Linked DNA regions of Mus musculus: region 1 is linked to region 2. A link is a loop called in an ENCODE intact Hi-C map of the cell type or tissue named here. Cell type or tissue: heart. All regions are shown on one strand.

The links. Peaks named below come from ENCODE experiments on the same cell type or tissue, not always from the same donor. Only the 100,000 strongest peaks of a DNase experiment are listed, where the experiment ranks them.
Region 1: it touches region 2 in a loop (3.0-fold over the local background); 19 of 42 quality-filtered maps call a loop at or near these places.

Annotation. Positions count from the first base shown.
Region 1 is chr5:32,335,436-32,340,435 of GRCm38, reverse strand. Plb1 (phospholipase B1) reads right to left here. Exons shown (of 59, transcript NM_001081407.1): 45 at 2,301-2,366. The region is part of intron 1 of Gm36840 (a long non-coding RNA gene); the gene reads left to right. Among named protein-coding and RNA genes, the nearest start is that of Gm36840, 17 kb to the left of the region's middle. In heart, a CTCF peak has its summit at 1,920 (motif pointing left); no DNase peak of the experiment used is centred here; H3K4me3 peaks cover 347 bases; H3K27ac peaks cover 2,599 bases.
Region 2 is chr5:32,458,111-32,463,110 of GRCm38, reverse strand. It overlaps Ppp1cb (protein phosphatase 1 catalytic subunit beta), which reads right to left and starts at 4,141. Exons shown (of 8, transcript NM_172707.3): 1 at 3,704-4,141. The coding sequence starts at 3,755. In heart, CTCF peaks have their summits at 2,498 and 3,715; a DNase peak (open chromatin) is centred at 4,160; H3K4me3 peaks cover 3,398 bases; H3K27ac peaks cover 2,816 bases.

The DNA.
Region 1 (5,000 bases), 120 kb after region 2:
GGCCTTCAAACATGCTCTTAAACATTTGCTTTGTCTAATAGGTTAGTTTATTCCATGGCCCTACTCAGCAGATCACAGTGATGTCACCAAGTTGTTTAGACGTTTCATGGGAGTTAAAAAACCAGGCAGATGGGAAAGTTGCACTTGGGAAATGTAAGTCTACAAAAGATAGTTCTAGAGCCACCAGTATCATAGAACTCTCTAATAGTCAAGCATGTTCTATTGGAGTTGACACATACAGATCGGACCTGTCACAAAGGAAAGGACACTGTGCTATGAACTCAACTGGGACTTTCAAGGGTACTGCCACCTTGCTGTATGTACACCAAGTAGGTACAGAATAACACTTTGTAACGAAGATAGTGTTGATGTTGCCTATTTTAAGCAACAATCTATTAAAGCAAGCACATAACCTTTTTAAAGTTGGTCAATATCTGAAAGAAAAATCCCTGAGACTAAAGATCCAGAAGAGCAGGTCCTCCCTGCTCACTACTGCCCATCCCCTACTCAGCATGGTGGCTGCCCCTCTCAGTGTCTGATGAGGAGGTGGGAAATAAATGAATGCCAGGTTGACAAGACTCTCTCAGTCACACAGGAATTTGGTCAGTGGTTCAAGCAGAACCTGACTCCTTTGAGTTAAGGTGGGTCAGAACCCAGAGATCCTGGAGGTGACAGCTCCCAGCCACACTGCTGCAATAGTCAGAATGTCACACTTGACAGCCTCTTGGCACCTCCTCAGAGGCTATTCTCCGAGCTTCAGTTGGCTTATGAAAGGTGTGGCAGTTCCCGCCTCTAATCCCAGCATTTAGGAGGCTGAGGCAGAAGGATCATTGTGACTTAGAGCCCAGAGATCATATTTCAAAAACCAAAGACTTAAAAAGCTAGGAGCGGTGGAGGTACATACCTGCAATCCAGCACTTAGGCAATGGAGGCAAGAGAACCAGGGGTTCAAGGTTGTCCTTGGCTATGTAACAAGTTTTAGGTCTGCCAGGACCATGTGCAACCCTATCTTAAAAAGCAAGTTTCCCCCAGGCACTGATGTCTGAAATCATCTCCAGAAGGCTGCAGATAGGGAGGTCCTCCCATGGCTTCCCCGGGCCTCTCTGCCCGGACCCTAACCTCCATTCTCAGGCACTCAGCTCTGTGTGGGCTGGCCCTGAGCACCGCTTTGATCTCCTAGCTTTTCACCAGCCACACTCACAAGCCCCGACTTCAGCCACTCTCACCTTCCTCCTCGTCCTCAATTATTGTCTGCTGCCAGCCTCTGTGCTCTCTCTGGCCCTCCATGCAGCTGCCATCTTTTTGACCTGCATGTGTCCGTTCAAATCTCCCCATCTCAGACAGGCTCAGCAATTATGTTTCATCAGAACCAGCCACACTTCCCTTGGCTCATCATTTTCTGTCTGTTGTCTCCATCCTCTGAGCAACTGCTGTCCCTATCCTAAAGGATCGTTTTAGCTATGTCCTAGATGCCTCAACTCAGCAGATGGGACTCTGTAAAAGCTAAATCCCATCTGTTTGGTCTACTCTGACTCCCTGAAATAGTGTGTGACACATATTAGATGCTTACTAAATAGTTGTGGACTCTTATTGGACCCTAACTACCCAGGTCAGGACCACATCAATGTTTCTCTGAATCCCCACCAGCTTTCAGCGTGGATGTTAAATGTTTTGTTTTCTGTCCTGTTGGGCTAGACCTAGGTCCTTCAAGGTGTAGTGTGGTCCAGGATCTGGCAAGCTATCTTTGGAGTGTCAAGCCTTAAAGCCACAGGGCTCTGAAAGCTCAGAATGGGATCGATTGATCCCAGTAAGAGTGGGGGTTGGTATGGATATTCGTCAGCTTCCTGTCATGCCCCACCCCTGGCACAGAGCTTCCTTCCCACTGAGTTTAGGGTTCCACCTTCAGGAAGTTGATGGCACTTCATGCCCCCTGCCCCACCCTCAACACTAATACCTACCTCTCCTTATCCCTGCTATCTTGATCTTGTAAGGCTAAGCTGTTTAATTGAAAACAATGTCTCTGAGGACAGCAAAGGTCAGTGCACACTGATCTCAGTGAGAGGAAGCTCTGCTTGGCCACTGACATCAGGTGGGCAACTTGAGAACAAGTCAGGACTATTCTGGGGCCTTAGTTCCAGATTGTTTCGCTTTGTTTTTGTGTTTTTGTACATTCCAATTCCCAGTATGTAAGATGGGTATACTTGTGCTTAAACTAACAGTGAAATCTGCACCACACCCCAAGTCCCTGGCAGGTGGGACTGACTTGTGTCTAAGAGACACAGACATGAGTCAGAGGTTACCTCAATGGCTGGCTTGGTAGGATACTTGTAGTTACTGTTTCGGAAGGTTCTCAGGAAGGGCTGATCCTAGGAGGAAAGAGAAATCCCAGTGAGGTTATCTAACAGCACGCAGGCTGTAGATGAGTTCACTACCCTGCCATCCAGGTTTATTTAACAAGGATCTGCACTGAAGTAGAAAGAGCTGAATAGACAGAATTTCAGTCCTTCCCAGAAGGGTTTTTGTAAATGCTTGTTAACCAGGGAGGCACAAATAGAAGGCTTAGAGAATTAGAGAAAGTTCTTCACATCCTGTGGTCTGGGCTCCATGGGCTCTTGTAAACTGTAGCGATCACACATCTCTACGGTCCTCTGGCTTATGTATTTTCTTCACTTTTTTTTTTCTGGCAAAAGAGTCACAGTCCAGCACCTTTTTTCCTGAAGAAGGGTTATCAATGTATTTTATTATCTGTCATCTCTCTGTCTTCTTTGTGCTGAGCATTACCCCTTTAGGTTGGCTTCCTGTTTTCAGTCATTTCTTTTTCTCCCTGACAAACCTGCTCTTCAGGCCTCCACACCTATCTGCTGTACAATCAGTGCTGATACAAGCCCTGTCAACATTCCCAGTCCACCCAGTTGCAGGTGATGGGTTAATCAAAGATGGGAGGAGGAAGCTGCAAAGGAGAACCAGGGGGGAAAAAAACCAACCGAGGAGGAAATCCAACATGGAATTGAAGCAAGACCAACTTAAGGTCTGGACTAGCAAATACTGGTAGACCCAGGGCAGGGAGGCACTCAGGGAACATGCTTGTAGAGTAGAAAGACCAGGACTGGAAAGAATGGAAACCAGACAGGAAGGGAGTAGGGACATGAGAGAGGACAGCCGGACTGTAGGGAAAGATATCTTTAGAGATCAATTCCAGGTGTTGTAAACTTAAGTTTCCTCAGTAAACTGGGCTGAAAGAGGTTTTATTTTGGCTTAGGGAGGGGTGGGAGAAGAGGAATTAGGAAAAAGAGAGGGGGAGACAGAAGGAGAAGGAGGAAGAAGAGGAGGAAGAAGGTAAGGGAGAGGAGGAGGAGGAGGGAGAGGAGGAGAGAGGGTTAAAATGGTGAGGCCCATTTCCCCTTTTCTTCTGAGTGGCAGTATTCCCATCTGAAAAAGAGGCCAGCCACACTCAGGTGGTGTTACCAGTGCAAGACAGAGAAGCTTGTAGCGGCACACAGCATACTTATTTAGGCTGTCAGTGTCAGCATCATTATTTATTTATCAGTGCCATCAGCATCCCCCCAGGAGAGCAGCCAGGTGCCTTGTACAAAAGACAAACCTATACGGGTCTGCTACCTGTGCCCAGAGCAGTGCTGAGGGGAGAGCAGCAGATCTGTGCCCTAGGCATAAGGGAGAAGGACATGAGATACTCCTAAGCAATGAAGAACTGAAGACCTGGGAATGTGGAATTTGCTGAGAGGCTGATGCAAGACTTGGGGACATACATCCCTCGGAACAAGACTGGGCGTGGGTGCTAATTATGACTCTCCCTCCACAAAGAAGCCCTGGCTAGAGCTGGTTGGTACTAGTGTGGCCAGCACAAGACAGAGCAGAAGCCAGACAATTTTCACCTTTCTGGAAGAGCTTGGAGTCACACAAATATTTATCTGACATAAGATCCATTAGTTAGGGGAAGAGGAGAGGGTGCCTGAAGAGGTCAGAGGACTGAGAAACCTTGGAATTCTGCCTTTGTTGGCTCTTGGTTGCTTGGTGCACGTGAGTCAGACAGGTTTAAAGGCCTGGGATGGAGCTGACTTCATGAGAGATTCCTAGTTGCAAGCCTGAGCAGGTAGAAGGGACACTGCCTGGCTTCTGTGGGCTGCCACGGAGGCAGAGTCCAGGGCGAGAGCCAGCAGTTGAGTCAGCGACTGGCTGGTGAGCCAGGCTGCCTCATGGCTAGATGGGAGGTTCTGAGAGAAGGAAGGGGTCTTTTTTCCTGAGCTCTGGAGACATTTAATCCGCCCCAACCCACTGCTCCTCTTTTGGTAGGAGTGGTAATCTTATACCATATGTAGCTTCCAAGGGGGAAATGTGTTTTAAGGGTTTGGAAATTTAGGGTTGGTGTCTGGGAAAAGGGGGAAAAAGTGTGTGTGTGTGGGGGGGGGGGGGAGTGAGAGACAAGGAAGCTAGTGCTATGTGGTTCAAGGTGCTGGTGGGGGTGGGGTGGGATGACTCTAGAAATAGATCAACCTCAGTGAGATGATGCACACCTGTGGAGAGGAGACAATACGACTGAGACAGGAGAGTCTAAGAGGAGCCTTGCTTCTAGGGTTAGACATAGGGATGCCATTGGAAGGTGGGAAGAGTGGAAATCAGAAAAAAAAAAAAGGTGCTTAAGGCTTCTCAAATCCAGGGAGGAACAGATTCCAAGGAAGAAGTTAACTGAGACAAAGGTCGAGAAGGAGAAAAGCTGAAAGAGGACAGAGCTCATTTTCCAGTTGTCTCTGGAGTTAGGGAAGCAAGGGGCCAGAAAGACAGTTAATGTAGGGAGGGGGAAGAGTCCACAGAGCCAATGGAGGCTCAGCTATAAGTAATTCACCCAACCTGCAAACACATCCTAAAACCATGGTGTATTGTCAAGTCCCCCTACCTGGCACAGCAGAACGTGTTAACAGTGAGGCTGGGGATCAGGGAGGGGAGGGGGACTGGAAGTACTCACTTCCAGCTTGCTGCCTGCC
Region 2 (5,000 bases):
CCTTGTCTCAAAAACTTGAACTCAAAAAACTCAAAAGAAAATTAGTCACAAAAGACCACATTATATACACTTTCATTTACATAATATGTGCATAAACCGGCAAATCTGGAGAAAGAAGGCAGATTAACGATCCGATCCGCTCTACTGCCTAGAGGGAGACAGATGAAGAAAAAAGAAACAGGGCTTGTGGGGGTGGGGGGAGGTGGAAGGGAGGGAGAATGTTCTAAAGCTGACAGTGGTGATAGCTGCAAAACACTGTGGACACACTAAAACTCACTGACTAACACAGCAGCAATAGGCAAACCATGTGGGATATGAACTGCATCTCAAAGTTGTCTTTAAAAGGGAAGGTTTGGGCTGGAGCAATGGCTCAGCCGTTAAGAGCCTGGCTGTTCTTGCAGAAGACCTGGGTTCAAATCTCAGCACCCACAGGGCGGCTCATCACATCGTAATTCCAGTTCTAGGGCATCTTCTGGCCTCCAAGGGCACCATTTGATTCTCTTTCACAAAGTATCAGGATTCTACTTACTTTTGACTTCTTTCAAAATAAACTCATTTGGAATGTTACCTAAGGCCCCCAGGTGACTCCCACTTCCTCTTCAAATATCTAGAGAACAACCACTCTAAGCAAAACCTTTTACTAGGCAGGCTTTCTAGCTCACTCACAGAACTAATCTGAACTTATGTAATCAATTATGATAAATCACAAGACTATAGTAGGGTCACTACAGATGGCAAAACAGTTATTGTTTAGTTGTAAGTAAAACTTAAACCAAGAAAATAATACTGGAGAAGCACACCCAGTCCAAACAATGTTCTAGTCTTTTTATTTAAATGGTCTAACATCGAACAAAGTAACATAAAAAGTAGTTACTGAAAGTGAGTGCACTTAACTGGCCATCAGAGTTTAATATATTTTTAAATGAATAAACTGTAACATAAAGTAAACACTTTAAAATGAGACTAGGTTCTGATCAATTTTTTTCTCTTAATGCAAAAAAACATTTTTACAAAAGCAAGGTTTTTTTCCTGTTGTGTTTTGCTGGTCTAGAGCTCAGAGATCTGCCTGCCTCAGCCTACTGGGTGCTGGGATTAAAGCCACAACTTTTTGCCCAGCCAAAAGCAATCTTTAATTGATAGACAACACTGCATCTTTTAGGAACACATATTTTAAGTGCATACACTGTGAAATGGCTGAACACACTGAATCCACACATTTTATCTACCAAGGATGTCATATTTATCATACTGGTCCTTAGAGCACACATTCTCGAAGGTTCTCTTCACACTTTCAATACAATGACCACTAACTGTAGTCTTGCTATGGATAGACGTCTTTAACTATAATTACATATCTTTTAATGTTCACTTTCATTTAGGACACACAAAATATATAACCTAGACATCTTTAACTATAATTATGTATCTTTTAATGTTCACTTTCATTTAGGACGCACAAAATATATAACCAGGTTATTCTGTTCTGCGAGGCAACTTTACAGAATAGCACCACTTGAATTTGAGTTAAATTAGCATGTAATACTGAAAACTAAAGTAGGCTGCCCGGCAGAGGTGGTGCATGTCTCTAATTCCCAGTATTTGGGGAGGCAGAGTTTGAGGCAGCCTGGTCTACAGAGCAAGTTCCAGGATAGCCAGGTACAGAGAAACCCTGTCTCAAAAAAAATTTTTTTTTCAAGATTGAATTTACTCACTAGAAAATCCAAGACTTCAAAATTTATTTGAACAGGTTTAGGCTTGGGGAGGGAAGGAGGGACTGGTAATATTTTAGAGTAACAACAAAAGCAGTCTTCGTCTGGATTAAGGAACAAGAATGTAACAAAACTACTAATAAATTGTACATTCAAAGCAGGAAGAGCAGGAAGGCTAGCACACACTGAGAAGCCACTTGTTTATACTGAGCTGCTTGAGTGAGGAGTGAGCCTTATCTTTGACTCCTGGTGCCTGGCAGTGCAGTCAATAAACACTTGCTATATTAGAAAAAAAGAACGTATTCTTACCCAAGAAGGGGGGACTGGTGGGTGCTGGTGACTGATGATAGAACCAAATATTTAACAATGATATAGCTCAGGCTACTTTCCCCTTTTTCTCTACAACTCCCACTCTATTAGTTGTATTTAAGCATCTGTAACTGTATAGAAGTACATTTGATTTAAAGGCTTCTAGATCGGTTTAAAATACATGCATCTGCTATAAGGTATTTATGAAAAATTAAAAATATTAATAAACTGCGATAAAATCTGATCCAAATTTAATTTAAAATTTAGATTATATGAAAACAGTGGTGGGCTTAAATTCCCCTTCTCCGAAGAGTAACAAGATATAAAGATTTAAAATAACTATATTTCCCTAATAGAGCCAGCCATGTACTACAAGCATAAATTTTTTTTAACTAAACAAATTTCTCACAGACCCAGCAAGATGTTTCTATCAATTAAAGACCACAAAATCCCAAGCAGTAAACACAGCAAGCACCAGGGGGCCTCCCAGGAATAACTTGATACTAAAGGAGAAGGTAAATAAGAAAGAGTTCCTGGTAAAAGTTCTGCCTTTTTCTCAGCCTTAAGGCTGCTGGAAAGCTTTTACATCTGGAGCATATAAACAGAGTTGTTTTGTTGTTGTTGTTGTTTTAAACAGAGAATAAATACTTCGTACTTTAACTAGTTAAAGAAAAGTCACCCCTCTCCACGCTCTTTGGTAAAATTCCAAACACAAACAGCTTCGCTGTAGTAAACACACGCATTCATTAGGAGGCTGACAAAAAGGACTCTTAACCACTCAAAAACGCAATTCTTTTTTACACACTCCACAATTAGTGACGACGCAAATTTTATAGCGTAAAAGGGTTCTTTTGACCAAGACCCGCCTTTAACTTCGAACAGTATCCCCCAACGGACCAATACATTTAACTACTGGCCTCTCCATCTCCTCTTTTCTCCTTATGTTCCCACCAACACAAAACTAATCGATAAAAGCATAAGAACCCGGAACTTCAAATGCTGAGAACACTTGTAAAATACCTTTTAAGCTCAAGAGATTATTCACAACAGACATTTGCTAAGTTTGTGCAGAAATTAAACTCGGCTCAAACATGTTTAAAAAAAAAAAAAAGCCCCCAAATCAACCCCTTCAGCACATGTATCCGGGCGTTTCGTATTTCTAACGGACGTCTTTAACCTGATTCAGGATTTTTACTGTTTTTTTATACTCCAGATAATAAATGGTAAACTAGTCATCGTATCCTCTCCCTAATTCTTTCTAGAGCATCCAGTAAAATGCAAACGATCCGAGAGCCTTACTGGGAAGGTTTTATGTAAAATTCACTACCGGAACGACCATCGGAGGCTGCCAAGGGCAACGCACAAAGAGAACCGAGAAATACACATTCCACGGACACACAAAGCCCAGCGGCAGGCATCCTCGCCCCTTCTTCGGAACGGTCTGCAGAGGCCAGCACAGCGGCCAAGCGGAGCCCGGCCGCCTCTCGGGAAGACTGTACCAGCCGATGGGCCTCCGGCCTCGCTCGGCCCGGCCTCCCCGCCTGCCCGCCCGCCAGCCCGCGCTCCTGGCCTCCTGGGGCACCCGGCCCGCCCGCCCGCCCGCCCGCCTGCCCTCCTCTCCGACCTCAGCTCGAGCGGGAAGGGCCCCGCGGCCGGGTGGGGAGACGAGCCGGCGCCGCACTCACCCTCCAGCAGGCGGGTGATGAGGCTGTCCACGTTCAGCTCCCCGTCCGCCATCTTGTCGGCACCAGACTCTCCTCCCTAAAGCGTTAACAGGGCTTCTCGGCGGCGGCGGCGGCTCGGCGTTCTCACCTACGAGTCACGCGGCGTTTCGACCCCGGCTCCAACTCCCCCCGGGCGCGGGCCCTCCCCCCACCCCCTCCCCGCCGAGCAGCGACAGCGCGCGCACACGCTGGCGGCGCCCACTGGAAATAAATAAATAAACAAGCAGGCCCCCAGGAACCGGGCCGCGTCAGGAACCGGGCCGCGTCAGACCCCAGCCGCCACCGCCTCCTCCACCTCCTCCTCGGCACCGCCCAGCTCCGCAAAGCTCGGCAGCGCCACGGACAGCCCCGCCCTCAGCGTCACTCCCTCCCCTCCGCCCTTGCGGGCCGCCTAGCCGCGCCGAACTGCGCGCACGCGCGCCACGTCCCCTTCCTGCCTCTCCAGCTCCCCGCCCTCCCCTCCGCGGTTGCTAACGCGCAGGAGCGATTCCCTCTCTCAGGCGTTCCACTGCAACGAACAGTCGCCACTACGCAGGCGCAGGGCGGAGCCTGCCTTGCTTGTGAACGCAGAGCCGGCGTAGGCTGGAATGACCTTCCTTCCCTGCTCCCCAGGGCCTGGTGGTTCCGCAGAGTTAACTATTGCGTTCTTCCCGCCTTGCTTTTCTTTTCTAGGTTTCAGTCACTGGTTTTCAAAACAATTGCTCGTATTTCCGCTAACCCGGAAACGTGGGTTTCAGTTGCCTATGTTGGAAACCCAGGTGTGCTGGAGATAAGAGACTTCTCTGTTGAAAAAGATTGACATTGCAGATCAAGGGCTCTGTATCACATCACCAGAGTCGCTGATTCGCCAGGTGACCCTAGAAGAAACAGGATTCAAAGTGGGCCTCAGTCAACAGCAATAAGATTTTACACGCTCCCGACATCTCCATACACTCAGGATACCACTTTTCTATAGTTCTTTTCTGTTCATTGATTTCTTATATTGCTTAATTCTCTTATCTTGTGATTTTTAAACATTTCTCTACTGCACTCGGTTCCTAGAGGATAAAAATCACATTTACCGGGCATAAGAGACCTGTAATCCCTACAACTGGGAGATGGAGGCAGAAGATCCAGAAGCCCAAGGTCATCTTCAGCTACATAATAAATGCTTGCAGTTGGGATAAATTAAAAACAAATACAGGGACTGAAGAGATGATTCAGAGGTTAGGAGCACTGCCTGTTTTTTTGCAGAGGACATGGGTTCAATTCCCAGCAC